Linked DNA regions of Homo sapiens: regions 2, 3, 4, 5, 6 and 7 are each linked to region 1. The links are chromatin contacts, found by Hi-C or POLR2A ChIA-PET in ENCODE. All regions are on one chromosome and are shown on one strand. The core of a region is the stretch at or near the end of the contact, and the rest is flanking DNA. Distances in the headings are between cores, read along the strand shown.

Region 1 (2,700 bases), core at 24-2,523:
AACAACAACTGCCATCAGAACTCTAACATGCTATTAACTTTTGTACCTCACAGAACATCAGCTTATCAATTCAAATCATCTGACAGTAACGTGATCGATATATGGATGAGGGTAACAGCACACCCTTACAAGAACTGTAGTACCGGGTTGCGATCTCCCTCCCCAGAAAATCATTTCAAGAGGAACAAGATGGAAGGCGCCAAAAAACATTGTTCCGCCGGCCACTTGTTTTCTTGAACATTTACAAAGATGACATACACCAATTTGGATAATTACCTGTATTCACCCTGGGAGGCAGCTGAATTCCCCAGGATAGATTATGAGATGCTGTAGACAACAGAGGAAAGCATTTTATGTACCTAAAAATAGTCATTCAAAGACCCCTTAAGACCTCTCTCTCACTTCTCAGTAGTAAGATGACATCACTTGAAAGTTCAGCCATATGCTTGTCATTTTGTGTTCATCATGGAGTGGTTATCTACAAGGTCTCCTCTGTAAGAGCATAAACCATGTACACCTACCTGGAACATTACTGTAACGCTGGCTTTGCATAAAGATGGGTCTTGTCCCATTCCTTCACCAGTAAGCTCTTGTGGGCTGAACATCTGAAAAAATAACACCCTTCACTAACACCTCAGACAAATCAATAGGGCCCTGACATTTGTTGCGTACAGTACAGTGCTACTCAGAATTTTCTGTTTTCTCCACTAATCCATCAGAAAGAGAGAGTTCAGTTCGTAAAATCATCCCCGTAGCAACTTCCACACACTCAACGAAAGAGCAGAGATTAAGAAATGGCCGTAAGAACTTACTGCAACAACAGAGCTCTCTTCGGTTCCAACGTGCGCGTAAATCCTGCAGACAGGAGCCCAATAAGACATTAGGTCAACTCAGGGCATTTCGAAAACGCTATTTTCTGAACAGACGGCTAAGCAAGAGGCTTGCAGGGCCCATCTCCTCAGAGTTATTTATCCTCACGGAGCTCAGTACAGGTCTGTGAAAAGGTCCTCATCATAGGAAGGGGGACCTACACGGCCCGCCATCGCCATTTTGTCCTTCACAAAGCCCCACTGCTACTTTTAAGCCTCGAGGCCACGCACAAGACCTTATCCGCCAGTCGCCCTGGCCAGGCAGCTACAACACAGAAGGCATAGTGCGTGCTATGCTATGTTCGCACAATCGCTCAAAAGAAAATAAAAGAAAAAGACAAAGTACAAAAGAGTAACAGCTATAAAGACCACGAAGCCACTTACCACGAGCAGTAGAAAAATGAGAACGAATCTCCCCGGGGAGACGATTAAATACCATGCCGCAGAGGCCCACGGGATTTGGGGGCGGGGCTACGGCGAGCGCACGCGCATACGTTGACCGCATGCGACCCCGGGGAGTTGTGGGTAGAGAGTTCCAGGGAAGGAGGGCGTAGACAAAGCGCCACCTGAACTTGCGGCGCGAAAAAGGCGCGCATGCGTCCTACGGGAGCGTGCTGGCTCACCGACCGCATTGCGGCTTGGTTTTCTCACCCAGTGCATGTGGCAGGAGCGGTGAGATCACTGCCTCACGGCGATCCTGGACTGACGGTCACGACTGCCTACCCTCTAACCCTGTTCTGAGCTGCCCCTTGCCCACACACCCCAAACCTGTGTGCAGGATCCGCCTCCATGGAGCTACAGCCTCCTGAAGCCTCGATCGCCGTCGTGTCGATTCCGCGCCAGTTGCCTGGCTCACATTCGGAGGCTGGTGTCCAGGGTCTCAGCGCGGGGGACGACTCAGGTACTGGATCCCGGGCTAAGCTCGGGAGGAGGTCCCCTTTGGTGGGGCCATTTCGGGAAAGTATGTCAGGACGTAAGTGCTTCACTGAAGACAGGATCTGATTTTTTCCTAACTGGTTCCCTATGTCCTGCCTTCTGGTGCGTTTTCTTTAGATCTTGGACTACTACGGGCCAACATTAGCTAACATTTATGGAGCACCGTTTTAAGCACACTATATGAATCGATTAATCCACCAAAATCCCAAGAGCTAGGTAGGATGACAACCCCCATTTTATTGATGGGGAACCCTAAAGAGCTCCGGCGGTGCTGCCTGCTGCAACTCCTGCCTGATCAATATGGTTGCAGTCAGCTATAGACTGTTTTACTGAGACCGGACAACATTAGTTCAGTCGTTTGTGGTAAACATCTACGTGTACAAGCACACTTTATAAACATTTTTTTCTTTCTTTTTTTTTTTTTTTGAGACGGAGTTTCGCTCTTGTTGCCCAGGCTGGAATGCAATGGCCCGATCTCAGCTCACTGCATTCCACCTCCCGGGTTCAAGCAATTCTCCTGCCTCAGCCTCCTGAGTAGCTGGGATTACAGGCATGCGCCACTGTGACCGGCTAATTTTGTATTTTTAGTAGAGACAGGGTTTCTCCATGTTGGTCAGGCCGGTCTTGAACTCCTGACCTCGGGTGATCCGCCTGCCTCGGCCTCCCAAAGTGCTGGGATTACAGGCGTGAGCCACCGCGCCCGGCCAAACATTTTTTTCTTTCAAGACGGAGGCTTGCTCTGTCGCCCAGGCTGGAGTGCAGTGGCGGGATGTCTGTTCACTGCAACCTCCGCTTCCCAGGTTCAAGCGATTCTCCTTCCTCAGCCTCCTGAGTAGCTGGGATTACAGGCTCCCGCCATCATCATGCCACACTAATTTTTGTGTTTTTCGGAGAG
Region 2 (2,700 bases), core at 114-2,613, 1.4 Mb before region 1:
TGCACTGTCACGATGGAGGGGACTACACTTCTCCAGCTGCAGGTTGAGAATGTAAAGGAACCGGTATCAACACTGTCCTCATGAATACCGTAGCAAATGTACTTTTGATTTTTAAGTGTGGTTAGTCTGACACCCACCTTTGGCTTCCTGGGGAGTAAATTCCACAGGTTGATTCACCATTCTATTACACCTGCTTTTTATTTGCTCTTAAATCAAAGCCTTTAAAATTAAGCCTGGAGCTTCAAATTAACATAAAGAGGAATGGAGTGTAGTCTTTAAAGTTTCTGCAGGAGAAAAATTTTAGACCGGATAGACGCGTGTTCAAGCCTAGGACTGGTACAGCTTGAAACCACTGCCAGTTTGCTGAAAATGATTCCTCAGATGATCAAGGAAAATCCCAAAGCTCCTGATGACACCTCACCTGGTTGAACTCCTCGTCAGCATATATATCAATCAAGTCCACTCCTTCTGACATGGCTCCGGAAGGAAGATCGCGAGTCCGGAGGATGGACAAAGTAAGGAAGATGCCACTGCGGGATTCGGAAAAATGCAAGAATTAGAAGGCACGAGGGTCCTGGGCTGGGAAGAGGGTAATGATTGCTAACCTCCCATCTCCAGAGACGCAGCATCCTGGCGGCCCCAGCTCGGCCCCACCCGCTCCGCCCCGCCCCCGGCCTCGCGCCGCCCACCGCTCTCCCAGGCCGCCGGGGGTCGCTGCCCATCACCCTCGGGCCCGACCCGGGTAGCGCCGCGTCTGCGCCGCAGCTGCCTATGGCGCGACGGAAAAGTCCCACCCTCGGGTCCTAGTGGCCCTAGGACGGCGTTGCGAAGAATGACCGCGGCGAAGCCCGCAGCCCCTATCCGCTGCACCTGCCTAGCCCCCAAGGCGGCTCCGGCCAGAGCCCCCAGGTGTCAAGCAGCTCCAGCCGCCTCTGCCCCCAACCCAGGCCTACTCTTCGCCCCCAGCTAGGCCCGCCCCGCTCCCTCCCGACAAACCCGGCCCGGCGCGCTCTGCCTCCTCCCTCAAAAGGCCCGCGACTCCCTCCGCCCGCAGACTCCGGCCGTCCCATCTCAACCGACCCCCTTCCCGCCTCAGTGCCGGCCCGGACCCCTCTTCCGGCCCAACCTGCCCCCGACCGCGCGCCCCCGTTACCGGGAATATGGCGGCGGCGGCGGCGAGTCCGGACTAGGCCCGAAGCGCGCGAACCGCTCTCCGCCCCAGGTCCCGCCCCCCCCGCCGCCGGCGTCACACGCACCGCCACTTCCGGCATGCGCAGGGACGCACCTTCCGGCTCAGCTCCTCCGTGGCTGCCGTGGTCGGCTGGCCGGGCGGCTAGGAGTTCCCGGAAGTGCCCGCGCAGCCGGTTTCCGGTGCAGGTGGGGAAAATGGCGGTGTCTACAGTGTTCTCGACTTCGTCGCTGGTGAGGAGAGAGAACGTTCTAGCGTCCGGGGCGGGCGGCAGCGGGGATTACCCTTTGTCTTCCTCTGTGGTCTCTATCTTGGGGAGAGTTCGTCTGCCCGATAGCGCAGGGCAAGGGCAGGCCCAGGGAGAGGCCGATCCTGCAACTCAGGAAATAAAGGTCGCTTCCATTCTTTGGTGAGCCTACTGTGTGCCGGTCTGGAAATATCTGCTTAAACGATCAGTCATCGTCCAAGACCCAATTCGCCTCTCACCTACGTCCCAGGCGGGATTAGCCCAACTTCCCTGGGCTCCCCTTCTCCCCGTTCTTTAGTCTTTAATGCTTTTCGTGGTTTCACATAGTATCTTCAGCTTTTTGTTTGTTTATAATTGACATATAATTGTACGTGTTTATGGGGGTACAGTATAATGTTTTAATACATGTGTACATCGAATAATCAAATCAGCGTAGTTAGCATGTCCATCACCTCAAATCTTTATCATTTATTTACGGTAATAACTTTTCAAGATCTTTTTCTAGCATCTTGACATATACAGTACAGTGTTATTAGCTGTAGTCACTCTAATATGTAATAGAACACTGGAACTTATTATTCTTTTTTCCTAGCCTGCTGTTATAAAGTAACTAACTTTGCCTCTATCTTCCCCTCCTACCCCCATCCCTATCTTTATTCTTTTTTTTTTTTCCTGCAGACCCAGGGACTCGATCTTTATTCTTTTTTGATGTAGGCGTTTACACTATAAACTTCCTTCTTAGTACAGCTTTTGTCGCATCTCATAATTTTGTATATGTTGGGTTTTAGTTTGTCTCAGGATATTTCCTTTTTGTTTGTTTTTTGTTGTTTTCCTTTTTTTTTTTTGAGACGGAGTTTTGCTCTTGTCGCCCAGGCTGGAGTGCAATGGCACGAACTTGGCTCACTGCAACCTCCACCTACCGGGTTCAAGCGATTCTTCCGCCTCAGCCTCCCAGGTAGCTGGGATTACAGGCATCGCCATCATGCCTGGCTAATTTTTGTATTTTTGTAGAGATGGGGTTTCACCTTGTTGGCCAGGCAGGTCTCGAACTCCAGACTTAAGGTGATCCGTCCTTCTCGGCCTCCCAAAGTGCTGAGATTACAGGCGTGAGCCACCGCGCCCGGCCTGTTGTTTCCCTTCTTTTTTCTTTTTTTCGTAGAGACAGGTTCTCACTATGTTGCCCAGGCTGGTCTCAAACTCCTGGCCTCAAGTGATCCTCCTGCCTCAGCTTTCCAAAAAGTGCTGGGATTACTGGTGTGATCCA
Region 3 (2,700 bases), core at 2-2,501, 1.4 Mb after region 1:
CGCCCCGCCCGTGGTGACGGCGCACAGGTCTCACCCCAAGCCCGATCTCGAGGCCCCTGACCCGGGCCTGCCGCCTCCCTCCAGCACCCCGGGCTCCGGGCCCTAGTTGCTTGGGCAACGGGAACTGTCAGCGACCTGGCCCAATCACCTCTCGGAACGTCACTCGGGTAGGTCCAGAGGCGGGGTCAACCCGGCCCGGCCCCGCCCCCCCGCCGGATCCAAGGCTCCTCGTCCGCATCCTTTTTCCTCCCTCCTTCGGCCCCGGGGCTCACATCCTCGCTGCCTCACACCTTGGGCGTGTGTGGGAGCAGGAGAGGGATTCTCTGGGGTCCCCATTTGGAACCTGGAGACCCACTTCTGCCAACAAGTCCTTCAGCCCCTCTGGGCCTTAGTTTCCCCCCAGTGAAGTGGGGATAGTGACAGCTCCCCCGGGAGCCAGTGAAAACTTTGTGAAGGGAGTGATTACTGCGGGCGAAGGCGCTTGGCACAGCCACAACTGAAGCTCAGCCGTCGGATGTGATTATTGTTGCTATTGTTACCGCTCCGCCTGGACTGGGTGCCCGGTCGGAAAGTCCCGCTCCCCGCTCCTCCTCCCAGGCGCGGAAGCTTCGCGCCGCCCGCCTCGGGGGACACCTCCCGCGCCATCTCGGGGGCACTGGAGATAAGGAAAGGAACCTCCTCCCTGGCTGGGATGGCTGCCCGGGCGCGGGAGGAGGGCCGGGGACCCGGTGAGGGAGGACCGTAGGGCCCGTGGGGGCTTCACGCCTGGCAGGCGGCCGGCCAGGTGAGCAGGGCCGCGGGCGCGCCGGGGCGAGGGGCGGGCCCGCGCGGGGGATTCGGGGCTCCGCGGGTTCAGGCCCGGGGGCGGGGCCCGGGGGCCATCTTGGCTATGGGCGGAAGTTTTCTTCAGAGACCGAGGGACGGGAATCCGTTGCCGCCCCCGGCCGGGCGGCACGACCCCGATTTGGGTATAGGAGAGAGGAGCGTGGGAACTGGCGGACCCCCATACAAGTAAAGGCGGGCGGCACGGGGCACGGCCCACCCGGGGACCCCCTGGATGCGGCACGGCCCCCGCAACTCGGCCGCCCTCCTGCCGCCTCCCGTAACCCCGGGCGCCCGCCAGCGGCGCAGCTCGCGCCAATTCTCGTACGGTTTCACGCCGGGTGCGGCGCTGGACTGCGGAGCCAGCCGGGCCGCTGCGCAATTTGCGTAGCGAACGGCGCCCGCGCAGGCGCGGAGGGGGAGGGGGGCGGAGCAGCGGGAGCCGGGGAGCCGGAGCCCCGGGTCCCCACGACCTGAGCCGGCTCTCCCATCAGCGGCCTGAGGACCTGGCGTCCGCCTCCTCCCTCCCCTTGAGGCTGGAGCGTGGACGCGGTGGGGGAGGGTGGGGCGGGGGCAGCTTTCGAGAATTACGAGGACAGGAGGCAGAGGCCCTCCCCATCCGCATTATTGGAGGAGAGAGAGCCTCCCCCAGCTTGGGGAGGGGGAGAGCGGGGCATTGGGCGCCCCTCGCAGCGGCCGCTGCCCTGACCCGACGGGTATCAGCCGGCTCTCCCCCTCCACCCAGGACGACATGAACGACCGAGGCCAGGGAGTCCTCTCCTTGGGCCTCTGCATCCCCCCATCCTTGGCTCTGGGGTAGGCCCAGGGAGGAGACACCCCCAACCCCTATCCGGTCTGTCCTGGAGAAAAGAGACTGCCCTTCCATGCCCCTGAGTGAGGGGCCTGGGGCCCAGGCTGCCTGTGTTCCCCAAGGGCAAGGGTCTCTCTGTTGAGGAGGAGGGGCCTGTCAGCCACAACTTCTTTCCTCCTGAGCGCCCCATCTCCCTCTCTGCACCCTGCAATTCCCACCCCTCCGTATTTATTTCCCTGGTCCCGCCGACAGTCCCTCCTTGTCTGTCTCCGGGATTCAGGCCTCCCTCCCTGACATGGAGAGTAACCTGTCTGGCCTGGTGCCTGCTGCCGGGCTGGTGCCTGCGCTGCCACCTGCTGTGACCCTGGGGCTGACAGCTGCCTACACCACCCTGTATGCCCTGCTCTTCTTCTCCGTCTATGCCCAGCTCTGGCTGGTGCTTCTGTATGGGCACAAGCGTCTCAGCTATCAGACGGTGTTCCTGGCCCTCTGTCTGCTCTGGGCCGCCTTGCGTACCACCCTCTTCTCCTTCTACTTCCGAGATACTCCCCGCGCCAACCGCCTGGGGCCCTTGCCCTTCTGGCTTCTCTACTGCTGCCCCGTCTGCCTGCAGTTCTTCACCTTGACGCTTATGAACCTCTACTTTGCCCAGGTAACCAACTGTGGTCCCGGGTGGGGGGCGGGAGGTGGCAAGCCTCAAGGACCCACAGGAGTGAAGGGCATCTCTGCTCCTAGGTGGTGTTCAAGGCCAAGGTGAAGCGTCGGCCGGAGATGAGCCGAGGCTTGTAAGTACTCGGGACACTGGTGGGCTCAGCCTCCAGGTCAGGGGCAGGTGACAGTCCCATGTAGATCCCTTCCCACCTCTCAGGGCTGAGACAAAGGCAACCCAGGGAATGTCTGTGGAAGATCTTGGAAAAGTTAAAGCACCTGGCGCAGATGGCTCAGCAGAGGCCTTGCAGATCTGCAAGGCACAGGAATAGGAATGCTTGTGGTAGTGTGAGGGAGAGGGCCCCAGTGTCATCCACCATGGAGGGCGAGCTGGAGGCTCCAGCCCATGGAAGCACCAA
Region 4 (2,700 bases), core at 198-2,697, 1.5 Mb after region 1:
CCACGCCCTCTCCTCCCCCTCCTAGGGGGTGTCAGAAGCTGGGAACGTGTGTCCAGGCTCTGGGCACAGTGCTGCCCCTTGCAAGCCATAACGTGCCCCCAGAGTGTAGGGGGCCTTGCGGAAGCCATAGGGGGCTGCACGGGATGCGTGGGAGGCAGAAACCTATCTCAGGGAGGGAAGGGGATGGAGGCCAGAGTCTCCCAGTGGGTGATGCTTTTGCTGCTGCTTAATCCTACCCCCTCTTCAAAGCAGAGTGGGACTTGGAGAGCAAAGGCCCATGCCCCCTTCGCTCCTCCTCTCATCATTTGCATTGGGCATTAGTGTCCCCCCTTGAAGCAATAACTCCAAGCAGACTCCAGCCCCTGGACCCCTGGGGTGGCCAGGGCTTCCCCATCAGCTCCCAACGAGCCTCCTCAGGGGGTAGGAGAGCACTGCCTCTATGCCCTGCAGAGCAATAACACTATATTTATTTTTGGGTTTGGCCAGGGAGGCGCAGGGACATGGGGCAAGCCAGGGCCCAGAGCCCTTGGCTGTACAGAGACTCTATTTTAATGTATATTTGCTGCAAAGAGAAACCGCTTTTGGTTTTAAACCTTTAATGAGAAAAAAATATATAATACCGAGCTCAAAAACACTGTGTTTGGTGTCATTGGGTCAAGGGTTGGGGATACACACGGCAGAATTCGGAAACAGGGTATAGATCAACAAAAATACACAGTCATAACAAGAAAAACTGGCGCCTGGCACAATCAACTCTCAGTTTCCTCTTCACTCAGCAGCATGTTGGGGATCCCGCGGCTGATGGGGAACATACGTCCAGATTCCGGGCACTGCAGGGTGCCCTCTATCACTTCCACCTGCGGGCAGGGAGGGACAGAGCTGAGCACTGGCAGCCTCAGTGCGGGAGGCAGGTGGCCCGGGAAGCAAGTGATGGGCCGCTTCTCACCTCCAGCAGCAGGTGGTGCATGGTCCTCAGAAACTCCTCATTCTCCTCATATCCCTCAACCGGCCCTTTCGGCACCTGGATCAGACGCAACTGTGGGCAAGAGGCCAAAATTATCTCCGGGCATCCCGAACTCCCGCCTCAGCCCGGCTGAGGTGTGCCCGCCCCGCATTCCCCGGGATATGCTGGGGCGGGGTAAGGATCCTCACGTTATCGGCCGCCTCCAGGAACGCCGACCACTCCACTTTAGGTATCATACGCGCCACGAAGTTGGGGTTGAATTCCACAGGGCAGATACGGACCTCGGTGGCCTGCAGGGCGGAGGAGTTTAGGCAAGCACTGGACCCCGGCCCACCATCCCGCCCGAAAAGGGAAGACTGCCGCCGGCGGGTACCTGGAGGCGCAGGGGGAAGCCACGGGACCCCACCCCCCGCACATGCGAGCTCAGCAGATTGTGGGTAAGCAGTTTCATGTCGCCGCACAAACTCTCGCCAGGCCGGAACCGGAAAAAGGTCGTCCTCCGCTGCCTCACTTCCGGGGATGCTCCTCTCGATGCTATTGGATAGCCAGGAGAACCGGAAGTGGCGAACTTGCTGGAACTTCTCGTGTTTGTGGGAGCTGAGGTAGGTAGGTGAAAGACCTGTCGGGTCACGCGCCGCTACCGGAAGCGTCTCAGCAGGAGGTTCCTACGGCGCACGCCCAGCTTTTTTTTGCCACAAATTCTTCGTAAGATGCAAATCATATGCAAAATAGCTGCAATGCAGGAGCTCTCGTTGAATGCAAAATAAACACATTTTACTCCTACACAGGCGCCTAACACCGTCGTCCTCTGTATCCCACTTTCGGTTAAGGGGCAGAAATACCGCCCTATCTGTAAATTAGGCCCATGGAAGCCGAGCCGCACCTCATTCCTATATGCAAATTAGCTGCTCCAGTGCCGAAAGCTCCGCCCCATTTGTAGTTGCGTCGGCTGTCCAGCACCCAGTGCAAACGAGGCGTGGGTCCCGGAAGCTCTGTTCTGCGGGTGGCCGCTCGCGCCTGCGCAGTGGAGGCGGCCCAGGCCCGCCTTCCGCAGGGTGTCGCCGCTGTGCCGCTAGCGGTGCCCCGCCTGCTGCGGTGGCACCAGCCAGGAGGCGGAGTGGAAGTGGCCGTGGGGCGGGTATGGGACTAGCTGGCGTGTGCGCCCTGAGACGCTCAGCGGGCTATATACTCGTCGGTGGGGCCGGCGGTCAGTCTGCGGCAGCGGCAGCAAGACGGTACAGTGAAGGAGAGTGGGCGTCTGGCGGGGTCCGCAGTTTCAGCAGAGCCGCTGCAGCCATGGCCCCAATCAAGGTGACCGCTGGCCCGGCCGGGCCTGACATCCCCCACTACCCCCATGGCAATCCCCGTCCCGCTAGTCTGAGAGTATCGCTTTATTTCCTGCCTGCCAGACCCCTCCCCTCCGCCCGCCCGGCTCATCCCTTCAGAAGGCCCTCGTGGCTGCCCACCTTTCTCGCCAATCGTGGGGGCCTCACCTCCCGGGACAGTCCCGAGGCATTGTGTTTTTTGTTTTTTGTTTTTTTTTGAGACGGAGTCTTTCTGTGTCGCCCAGGCTGGAGTGCAGTGACGCAATCTCTGCTCACTGCAGCCTCCGCCTCCCGGGTTCAAGCGATTCTACTGCCTCAGCCTCCTGAGTAGCTGGGACTACAGATGCGAGCCACCACGCCCAGCTATTGTATTTTTAGTAGAGACGGGATTTCACCCCGTTGTTCAGATTG
Region 5 (2,700 bases), core at 12-2,511, 1.9 Mb after region 1:
TAGGCAGAAACTCCCTACATTTGCCACAAAAGAGTCCTTCTATTTCCCAAGGGGTACAGGATCAGAGGGAAAAGCTTTTTAAAACAAAGCGACAGGGCAGCCGATCAGACTGAGATCTAAACATACTGAACAGATTTAAAAAAAAAAACAAACTAAAATTCTCTCCCCAAAAGAGACCAAGAAAGATCAGACCCAACCATCATCTGAAGCATGCCAACCTCTCCCGGATGAAAACCCTGCCTTGCTGTAGAAGCAGAGGAGCTATCCTTGGTACGGTTCCCATTCTGGTTCCTCAAGACCAGAAGGGAGTCGCTGCACGTCATCAGGTGAGGCTTTCACGCCCTGCTGGCATTCACAGCTAGCACCCCGTCCAGCGCTGAACACCCGCCACCCCTGTTCCCGACACCAGCGGACTGGACAGCAATAGTGGGCCCCCAGTCTATACAGTTGCGCCGCACAGCCCGGCCACCTCACTGCGTCTGCGCACAGAGCGCCTCCCGCCCGCCCAGCCCTCCCCCCACAGCGCGCGTGCGCACTCGAGGCCCTAGAACCAGGCCGCGCGCGCCCAGGGGCGCCTCCGCCCGGGCCTCCCCGTGCGCGCACGCGCGCCCCTGCCGCGTGCAGCCGCCGTCGCCGCCGCCGCGCGCCCCTCAGGCGGCCGGGCCCGTCCGCGCGACGCCTCTCGCGCTCTCTCGGCCCGACTCACCTCCTCCGCCGCCGGCCGGGCCCGGCTGCTGGTCCTTACGCGGCGGCTGGGGTGGCGGCGGCTGCGGCGGCGACACGCGCTGGTAGAGCGGCGGCGGAGGGGGCGGCTGCGGCGGCGGGTACGAGGCGCCGGGGGACGGTGGCGGTGGAGGCGGCGGCGGCTGCTGGGGAGGCGGAGGGGGCGGCGGCGGAGGCGGCGGAGGCAGCGCCGCGAAGGGGAAGGCCGCGGTCAGGGCCCCCATCGAGCCCACGGGCGGGGGCGGCGGCGGCCCGGGAGCCAGCAGCCCCGCCCCAGGCCCGGGTGCAGGCGGAGGGCCCGGCTCGAAGCCTCCTTTGGGCCCGGGGAGCGGGGGCAGCCCGGGGGGGCCCAGCTTACCCAACGGCGTGGCGTTCGCTCCGGTCGCCATGGCGCCCCCGGGGACAGGCACCGGCACCTGCTTTTCCTCTGCGGCGGCTTCTCCTTCGCAAGCCTCCCGGGGGGAGGGGACCCGAATGCGCTGCCGGAGCGCGCGGAGCCCGTCCTCTCACGCGGCGGGCGGCGGCGGCGCGAGACGCACAAAGAGGGAGGAGAGAGGGCACCGCGGGGGCGGGCCGGGGGCGGCGGGGCCGGGGCCTGGATTGGGCCGGGCCGAGGCGAAGGGTCGAAATCGGCGGCCTCCGATTGGCGGAGCCTCAGTCCTTCTTGATGCGCGCTGGGATTGGCCGAACCGTTAGGCCAAGCGAGGAAATGGCGGCGGAGTTCGGTGGGCTGGGAGGTGTCGCAGCGCGCACTTCATTTGTTACTGCGTGAACTGAGCTCCGAGTCCAGAAAGGAGGGGATGGGGTGGGGCGAACTCTATGACGGAGCGACGGCGAGCTCTCTCATTGGCTGCGGTGGTGGACTCAATCAATCTCGCCTGCGTTGTAGTGTCGCGGGATTGGCTGTCGCTGGTTCCAGCCTTTTTCTACTCCCCTCCCCCAGGGGGCAGTTTCTCCGGGATTAAGCGAGAGTCGCGGCGGAAAAGGCCCAGCCGGAACGAGATTTACGGCGGGGGAGTCCTGGAGCAGGAAGTGCGCATGCGTAGATGGAGCAAAACCGCCTCTCCACCCGTCTCCCTTCACCATCGACCCTTGGGTCCAGCAAGGAAGCCCTAAGTGACGTCAACCTTTGTTCCCATGGTAACGCAGAACCTTGGGGCGGGAGCAGGGGAGGGGCTGGCGCGCGCCGGAAAACCGGCTCAGTTGACGCTGCAGGTAAAAAGACTTCCTGTTTTTTTGGAAAAAAAAAAAAAAAAAAAAAGTGACCCAAAAAGCTACGAATAGAGACGACTTATCGAAGGATTTAAAACAGTATTTGAACTGATGCAACAACATATTAGATGAAAGGTAACAGAAGGTTGTCAGTTCAAAAATTACAAATACACACTTCTATTGGAATCTCCACGGAGTTCAGAGGATTTAATTAAATGATCTTAAAATCGTATAAAACAATAACTACGGCCGGGCGCGGTGGCTCACGCCTGTAATCCCAGCACTTTGACAGGCCGAGGCGGGCGAATCACAAGGTCAGAAGGTCGAGACCAGCCTGACCAACATGGCGAAACCCCGTCTCTACGAAAAATACAAAAATTAGTTGGGTGTAGTGGTGCACTCCTGCAATCCCAGCTTCCCAGGAGGATGAGGCAAGAGAATCGCTTGAACCCGGGAGGCGGAGGTTGCAGTGAGCCGAGATGGGGCCACTGCACTTCAGCCTGGGTGACAGAGCGAGACTGTCAAAAATAAAAATAAAAATAACTACTACAGTACTGGGAAAACTTTACAAGACGGAGCAGGAGCTTGCCTTTCCAGATGACAAACATAGTATATAAAACACAATAGGCCAGTGCCAAGGCACTGGGAGGCCAAGGCGGGGGGATCACCTGAGGTCAGGAGTTCGAGACCAACCTGACCAACACGGTGAAACCCCCGTCTCTACTAAAAGTACAAAAATTAGCCGAGCGTGGTGGCAGACGCCTA
Region 6 (2,700 bases), core at 106-2,605, 1.5 Mb before region 1:
AAACTCTTGCAGTGTTACTTTTATAATTTAGAACTACAAATAAATGAAGGGGTAGAAAATCAGTTTGTTGCTCTCCCTCCCCGATGGACTGGGGGACTTCAAGAATCTTGAGGACCAGATTTAGGATACAAGCCCTAAACCCTCATCTTACAAATCAAAAACACTGTGACACTGGGGCCCAAAACAAGAAAATGACTTAGCCAAGGTAAGTGGCCGAGCTGGTACAGGAATTCGGGTCCACTCCCTCTCAGCTCTGAGGATTCCTTATTCTCAAAGGTAGCTTCTGTTAAAGTCGGAACATGAGGAGTGAAGGGCTCAATATTCCTGCCAAGGAGGTAGGTGAACAAGTTACCCCTTAGCACCGGAATAATTATAGACCCCGACTTCAGGCTGTGCCTAGGTCCGGCTCAGGTGTCCAAAGAACCGTTCCAGGCACCCGAGGGGTGATCCCTGACTCCTCTGCTGGGTGCTCGTGCCAGCTAACAATGGGTGAAAATTGGGGTGAGGAGCTCCAGGTGCTTTCTGCGTCCTCTGAAGAGCTTTCGTGCCTTTATAACCACCGCGTTGGAAGGAAGAGCGCGGAGAAAGGTGCCCACTTTCTAAAAGAGAAAATTGAGGCCGAGCAAGGGGATCGCGACAGTGCGAAGCGAGATAGCAGCGGAACCAGCATTCGAACCCAGGTCCCTGAACTCCCAGCCCCGGGATCCTTCTCACCCCTAACCACAGTGGGACGAAGTGAGGCCGGGATCTCCGGAACCCGCCTCTCGCTACCAGGCGCCGGAGCTGCCGCTCCCGAGGTTCCTAGGAGATGCAGAAGACACTGCCCTGAATGCCTACAGCCGGCTGGCAATGCCGCCCCAGAGCAGAGCGGCGGGTGCCGCCTCGCCTTCTTATAGGCTCGCAGCACTTCCAGTCGCGCGCGAGGCCTCCTGGGAAGTGAAGTCCGGAGACCAGGGGTGGCCGGCTCCCAGCGCGCCAAGCTGCTAACCCCCTAACTCCCGTTCCTCCTCGGCGTTTCTTCTCCAAGTCCGAAGTCAGGGTCCAGGACTGCTGCGATGCATCAGCCCCGCCTCTCATCCCCCATCCAGAGGAGGCGGAAATGTTCAGGTGAACGCGAAGCCTCCCACTACGAGCCGGCCCTCAGCAAGGCCGTGCGCAGTGTGGGCGGGAGCCCTAAGTCAGCTAGCGGCGACGCTGGGAGGGCCCGGAGCAGGCCGGGCCCCGAACAGCGAAAGCTCCAACATGGCGGCCAGACTGGCCATAGAGCGGGAAGAGAAAGCCGGGGACTAGCAGGCCGCACGGCGCAGACGGGGCCCGCCTCCTCCATTTACTTCCGGAATTTAAAGCCGGCTTCCGGAAGCCGGGACGATGTCCGCATGACAACCGACGTTGGAGTTTGGAGGTGAGAGTGATTGACGAGGAGTGGGTTAAGTGACCAGAAGTCAGAATTTTTGGTGCTGTTGTTTTGGGCTTGGGTTTTATGCTTTGTTGTTGTTTGCCAAGGAAGCCTCGTTTTTAAGTGGATTGGGAAGCGTGAGGAATACTGCCCTAGGTACAAAGGGAAGGCGGCAGGTAGCGGTGGACGAATTAAAGAGCTTCATGAGCTTGTGAGTCTCCACTGCCCTAAACTGGAGGGGATCGTCGTACGTAGAGACAGGCATGGGCGTTTCTGCATAACGGATCCTCAAAACAGCCCTGGATGGTGGCCTATGAGTAGTGGTTAAGAGCACGGGTTTGGCGTCACAGTTATGAAGCCGGGTTCTGCTGACTTGAGACCTGGAGGAATGCCTTGAGCTCTGACTTCTGTGTCCTTTCCTGTAGAATAGGAATAATTCCCACCTTGCAGACTTGTAGGGAGGATTAAAGGAAACGATCTTGGTTGACAAGTTTATCGTGGTGTGAGTACCTAGGTAGTAGCTATCAGTGTTATTTAATGCGGCCGGGCGCAGTGGCTCACGCCTGTAATCCCAGCACTTTGGGAGGCCGAGGCGGGAGGATCACGAGGTCAGGAGATCGAGACCATCCTGGCTAACATGGTGAAACCCCGTCTCTACTAAAAATACAAAAAATTAGCCAGGCGTGGTGGCACGCACCTGTAGTCCCAGCTACTTGGGAGGCTGAGGCAGGAGAATCGCTTGAACCCGAGAGGCGGAGGTTGCAGTGAGCCAAGATCATGCCACTGCACTCCAGCCTGGCGACAGAGCGAGACACTCTCTCTCTCTCTAAAATTTAATGAATGAGGAAACCGCGAACATATGTCCAATAAGGTGGGACTTCACCAGCTGAGGTGGAGGAGGTGCCTTAACCTTCCGGAGCCTCTGTGTAAAATGGGGATAATATACATTGTAATGGCTACTTCTCAAGATGGTTGTAGGATTACGTAAGGTTAGAAATATGAAAAGAGCTTATAAATTGCAAAACATTTTACCGATGCTAATTTAATCGCTAACACTCCAGAGCATTTTGAAATTTCTTTATAGATTTGGCACAGCAGCGGGTCATAGGACACCCCCAGAGCAACTTGTGGGTCTTGGAATAGATGAAAAGAAACAACTGCCACTGTGTTGCAACCATAACCCTAAAGATAAAGCTTTCCAGGAGACCCCTGTTTCCTCTCTGCTTTTTCTGCCTAGGGCACTTCACACTTCTTTGCTGGCATTTTTCCTGCCTAGTTAAATACTAGTCTATCAATTATGTAAG
Region 7 (2,700 bases), core at 39-2,538, 1.4 Mb after region 1:
TTCTCCTGACTTGTCTATCCTAGCCCAAGCCCAGCCCCTACCCTTCTCCCTGCAGCCTCCAGTGCCCAGGGCTGAGTGGTTTGGGGTGGATGAAAGGCCAACCTTGGGCACCACTGCTTTGCCTGCTGAAGCAGGACATTCAGGGGCAGAGTTAACTCAATTGGGCAGCCACTGGGAGGGGCAGCCACCCTAATGGAGGCTTTCTCTGAGGTGTTGGGTCAGAGCATGTGGGTATGATCTTAGTGGGCCTAAGGCAGGAGTGGGTTGAACCAGGAGACAATTCCTGACAGCGATTACTACTTTCAAATCATTTTCTCAGTCATGATGTCACTGGACATGCCATAGGTCAATTAGCATGAGGCAGAAAGGGGTTAGGGCCCCAGAGCTACCGCCTCCAGAGCCCAGTTAGCCCCACCAGTCACGCACAATGCTTCACATGCACCTCCTCACTTTCTCCTCGCTCGATTCTGAGGTCAGCATCATGATTGTCTTCCTTTTACAATTGAGGAAATAGGCTCAGAAAGGCTAACTGGCCGGGGGGATTTGACCTCAACTCAGCTGTCTCCCTAACCTTCAACCTAGGTTTAGCTGCCTCTCAACTGCAGGTTCATTACTTCAGTTGACAGATGTTTGGTGGCTGCTGGGGCGCCTGAAAATAAGTCTGGTGGGGGAACAGGCCCAGCCAGATCATTCCAGTCATGAGTCACAGCCCAGGTGCACAGGTAGAGGTAAGCCTGGCTCCTGGGAGAGAGATGTGGGCAGGAGCATTGGCTGGAAGCCAGGGCTTGTCATTGGACATCATCTCGGTCCTGCAGGGGCCCTGTGGGGTGGGTGTCATCAAGCCCGTGTTACACGCCTGTATTGGATGACAAATTCTACCAAGCACACAGCCGACCGGGAGTTCAAACGTGAGTGTCACTGTGAAGCCCAGGCTCCACAGCGACTGAGGGCCGTGGGCCATGATGAGGCCCGGGAAAACAGGAGTGCTGTGGGAGAGGCTGGGGGCGACTTGAAATGGCGCCTCAAGACCCCCTCCGGGAACCCACGCCCGCCTGACCTTACTATCACCTCGGCCGGAAGTGTCTCCGGCCTTTTCGGAAGTCACTTTCACCTAACCTTACAGACTACCGCTCCGCCGGAAGTGACGCAGGGCAGCGGCGTCGCGGGGGCGGGGCTCGGGAAAGACCCGTGCCAGCGGGCGTGTGGCCGCGGGTTTCGCACGGTCCAATAAGGGAGGGCGGCGTGGCCCGGCCTGGTAGCGACGAGGACGCGCCTGCGCAGAGGCGGCAGCACCACCGGGGTTGACTCCGGGGGCGCGGCGAGGAGGTGAGCGGGGGCCACAGCCCGGGCTGGGGGGAGCCGGGGTGCAAGAGGGCAGGCTGGATCAGGCCGGGCAGAAGCGGACCGGGCTCCGAGTGTCAACGAGAGCTAGGTGACGAGGAAATTGGGGGTGGGGGCCGGAGCTGTCCGGAGATGCCGCAGGGGGAGGGTTCTCACGCCGCACGGGGCGGAGTCCTGGGACTCGGGGCGGGACGTGGAACCGGGACGGGTGGGACCTCCGAGCTGGTGCCAGTGGAAGGCGGAGCCCGGCGGCGGGGGGCGGAGCTAGGAGGGTCGGGGGACGGAGCCTGGCTCTTGAAGGAGGAGCTGGAGGAGGTGAAAGGCGGAGCCTCGGGGTCGGAAGCAGAGGGGGACGGAGCGGAGGCGCTGGGGGCGGGGCTTCAGCCGGTGAGTGGCGTGGCTACGGCTCCGGAAAAGGGGTCTAGTTCTGTCGAAGGCGGGGCTGCAGGCCCGGGGGCGGTACCGCGTCCTCCGAAGGGCGGTGCCAAGGAGCCAAGTGAGGAGCCTGGCCCGAGTAATGGCCCCGGGCGTCCTCGCGGGGGTGGTCTCCGTGGTGGCCGGGCTTGGGGACGCCGTAGGCCGAGAACTCCACCGGGAGAGGTGGTGTGGGTGGAGCGGGCTCGGCGGCCAGCAGACACAGGGCCAGTCTGGGTGCCCCGGAGACCCCCAAGGGCTCAGAGTTGGGGCGGCGCCCCGGGCGGAAGCACAGGGCCAGGCTGGGGGGTATCTCCCGAGGACCCGGGCTCCTCGGAGCCACCCAGTGGGGATGTGTGGGTGCCTCGGGGCCGGCCCCCTGCAGCGGCCGCAGAGGTGTTGGTGTGCTGGACCGGGGGCAGCTGGGTGTGGCGTGAGTGGGGCCGCCCAGTCGGGGCAACTGCAGTGCAGCCAGATAGGGTCTGGACTTTGCGTAAAGGGACAGGCGGGAACTGAAGAGCGGAGGTGGGGACTGGGAGGGAGGGAAGGTATGGGGGTGAGCAAAGGGGCGGGTCCCTGGCTGCTGTGGCCTCCCCTGACCCCCTCCCCCCGCTGCTGGGGTCCTCGGCCAAGCCCCCTTCTCACTGGACTGGTAAGTGTGGCCCCGGAGCCCGGGGGAGAGGGCGGTGACCCGGGACAAAGGGGATCCCCCGGGGCAAGGAAGATACAGTGGCGGTGGAACCCTCCTGTTACCTACCCGTGTTCCATACTCTCCCTGCCCTCCCCCACGTTCAGTCGGTCGGTCGGGGTCTGTGCCCACAGAGACATGAGGCTGAGCTGGTTCCGGGTCCTGACAGTACTGTCCATCTGCCTGAGCGCCGTGGCCACGGCCACGGGGGCCGAGGGCAAAAGGAAGCTGCAGATCGGGGTCAAGAAGCGGGTGGA

What was found. A loop is a pair of places that touch in the nucleus more often than their neighbours do. ChIA-PET counts read pairs that join two places held with the same protein, here RNA polymerase II (POLR2A). Pooled maps may share reads with other maps.
Region 2: a pooled map shows a loop between it and region 1 (6-fold over the local background). The contact joins the promoter of SDHAF2 here to the promoter of SNHG1 in region 1. A Hi-C loop is called at or near these places in 3 of 50 pooled maps. POLR2A ChIA-PET finds 5 or more read pairs at or near these places in 2 of 52 experiments (CD8-positive, alpha-beta memory T cell and GM12878).
Region 3: a pooled map shows a loop between it and region 1 (11-fold over the local background). The contact joins the promoter of GPR137 here to the promoter of SNHG1 in region 1. A Hi-C loop is called at or near these places in 6 of 50 pooled maps. POLR2A ChIA-PET finds 5 or more read pairs at or near these places in 6 of 52 experiments (CD4-positive, alpha-beta T cell, HCT116, HepG2 and 3 more).
Region 4: a pooled map shows a loop between it and region 1 (5-fold over the local background). The contact joins the promoter of TRMT112 here to the promoter of SNHG1 in region 1. A Hi-C loop is called at or near these places in 1 of 37 single-sample maps with no recorded cell type and 6 of 50 pooled maps. POLR2A ChIA-PET finds 5 or more read pairs at or near these places in 9 of 52 experiments (CD4-positive, alpha-beta T cell, CD4-positive, alpha-beta memory T cell, GM12878 and 5 more).
Region 5: a loop to region 1 is called in a pooled map, with 17 times the contacts of the local background. The contact joins the promoter of SF1 here to the promoter of SNHG1 in region 1. A Hi-C loop is called at or near these places in 1 of 37 single-sample maps with no recorded cell type and 9 of 50 pooled maps. POLR2A ChIA-PET finds 5 or more read pairs at or near these places in 4 of 52 experiments (CD4-positive, alpha-beta T cell, HepG2, activated B cell and 1 more).
Region 6: a loop to region 1 is called in a pooled map, with 5 times the contacts of the local background. The contact joins the promoter of TMEM138 here to the promoter of SNHG1 in region 1. A Hi-C loop is called at or near these places in 1 of 37 single-sample maps with no recorded cell type and 1 of 50 pooled maps. POLR2A ChIA-PET finds 5 or more read pairs at or near these places in 1 of 52 experiments (CD4-positive, alpha-beta memory T cell).
Region 7: a loop to region 1 is called in a pooled map, with 6 times the contacts of the local background. The contact joins the promoter of FKBP2 here to the promoter of SNHG1 in region 1. A Hi-C loop is called at or near these places in 1 of 37 single-sample maps with no recorded cell type and 5 of 50 pooled maps. POLR2A ChIA-PET finds 5 or more read pairs at or near these places in 6 of 52 experiments (BJ, CD4-positive, alpha-beta memory T cell, H1 and 3 more).

The regions. Positions count from the first base shown.
Region 1 is chr11:62,854,612-62,857,311 of GRCh38, forward strand. It overlaps SNHG1 (small nucleolar RNA host gene 1), which reads right to left and starts at 1,274. Exons shown (of 9, transcript NR_152585.1): 1 at 813-1,274; 2 at 522-605. It overlaps SNORD28 (small nucleolar RNA, C/D box 28), which reads right to left and starts at 84; the gene lies at 10-84. SNORD27 (small nucleolar RNA, C/D box 27) reads right to left here and starts at 472; the gene lies at 401-472. It overlaps SNORD26 (small nucleolar RNA, C/D box 26), which reads right to left and starts at 755; the gene lies at 681-755. It also overlaps SNORD25 and a transcript of SLC3A2 not described here. RefSeq lists enhancers at 1-380, 1,018-1,097, 1,208-1,387, 1,356-2,329, 2,330-2,700 and a silencer at 1,448-1,507.
Region 2 is chr11:61,428,761-61,431,460 of GRCh38, forward strand. SDHAF2 (succinate dehydrogenase complex assembly factor 2) reads left to right here and starts at 1,364. Exons shown (of 4, transcript NM_017841.4): 1 at 1,364-1,422. The coding sequence starts at 1,387. It overlaps CPSF7 (cleavage and polyadenylation specific factor 7), which reads right to left and starts at 1,215. Exons shown (of 10, transcript NM_001142565.3): 1 at 1,154-1,215; 2 at 422-530. The coding sequence starts at 475. RefSeq lists enhancers at 430-1,078, 1,435-1,494 and silencers at 585-1,014, 1,125-1,294, 1,153-1,488.
Region 3 is chr11:64,284,597-64,287,296 of GRCh38, forward strand. It overlaps GPR137 (G protein-coupled receptor 137), which reads left to right and starts at 1,252. Exons shown (of 7, transcript NM_001170880.2): 1 at 1,252-2,285; 2 at 2,369-2,418. The coding sequence starts at 1,929. It overlaps BAD (BCL2 associated agonist of cell death), which reads right to left and starts at 69. Exons shown (of 4, transcript NM_032989.3): 1 at 35-69. RefSeq lists silencers at 1-238, 589-1,328.
Region 4 is chr11:64,316,112-64,318,811 of GRCh38, forward strand. TRMT112 (tRNA methyltransferase activator subunit 11-2) reads right to left here and starts at 1,448. Exons shown (of 4, transcript NM_016404.3): 1 at 1,338-1,448; 2 at 1,153-1,254; 3 at 947-1,036; 4 at 349-857. The coding sequence starts at 1,415. The coding sequence ends at 750. It overlaps ESRRA (estrogen related receptor alpha), which reads left to right. Exons shown (of 7, transcript NM_004451.5): 7 at 1-632. PRDX5 (peroxiredoxin 5) reads left to right here and starts at 2,010. Exons shown (of 6, transcript NM_012094.5): 1 at 2,010-2,275. The coding sequence starts at 2,105. RefSeq lists enhancers at 1-467, 1,625-1,824 and a silencer at 1,915-2,074.
Region 5 is chr11:64,777,281-64,779,980 of GRCh38, forward strand. SF1 (splicing factor 1) reads right to left here and starts at 1,262. Exons shown (of 13, transcript NM_004630.4): 1 at 1,082-1,262. The coding sequence starts at 1,112. RefSeq lists silencers at 407-716, 977-1,376 and enhancers at 1,039-1,640, 1,617-1,726.
Region 6 is chr11:61,361,019-61,363,718 of GRCh38, forward strand. TMEM138 (transmembrane protein 138) reads left to right here and starts at 1,356. Exons shown (of 5, transcript NM_016464.5): 1 at 1,356-1,402. CYB561A3 (cytochrome b561 family member A3) reads right to left here and starts at 864. Exons shown (of 7, transcript NM_153611.6): 1 at 715-864. RefSeq lists enhancers at 415-634, 753-1,474, 885-1,374.
Region 7 is chr11:64,239,807-64,242,506 of GRCh38, forward strand. FKBP2 (FKBP prolyl isomerase 2) reads left to right here and starts at 1,289. Exons shown (of 6, transcript NM_004470.4): 1 at 1,289-1,326; 2 at 2,578-2,700. The coding sequence starts at 2,582. It overlaps LOC114841035, which reads left to right and starts at 1,289. Exons shown (of 6, transcript NM_001370414.1): 1 at 1,289-2,407; 2 at 2,578-2,700. The coding sequence starts at 1,474. The coding sequence ends at 2,271. RefSeq lists enhancers at 296-1,198, 698-757, 798-917, 1,199-2,099 and silencers at 1,198-2,217, 2,248-2,487.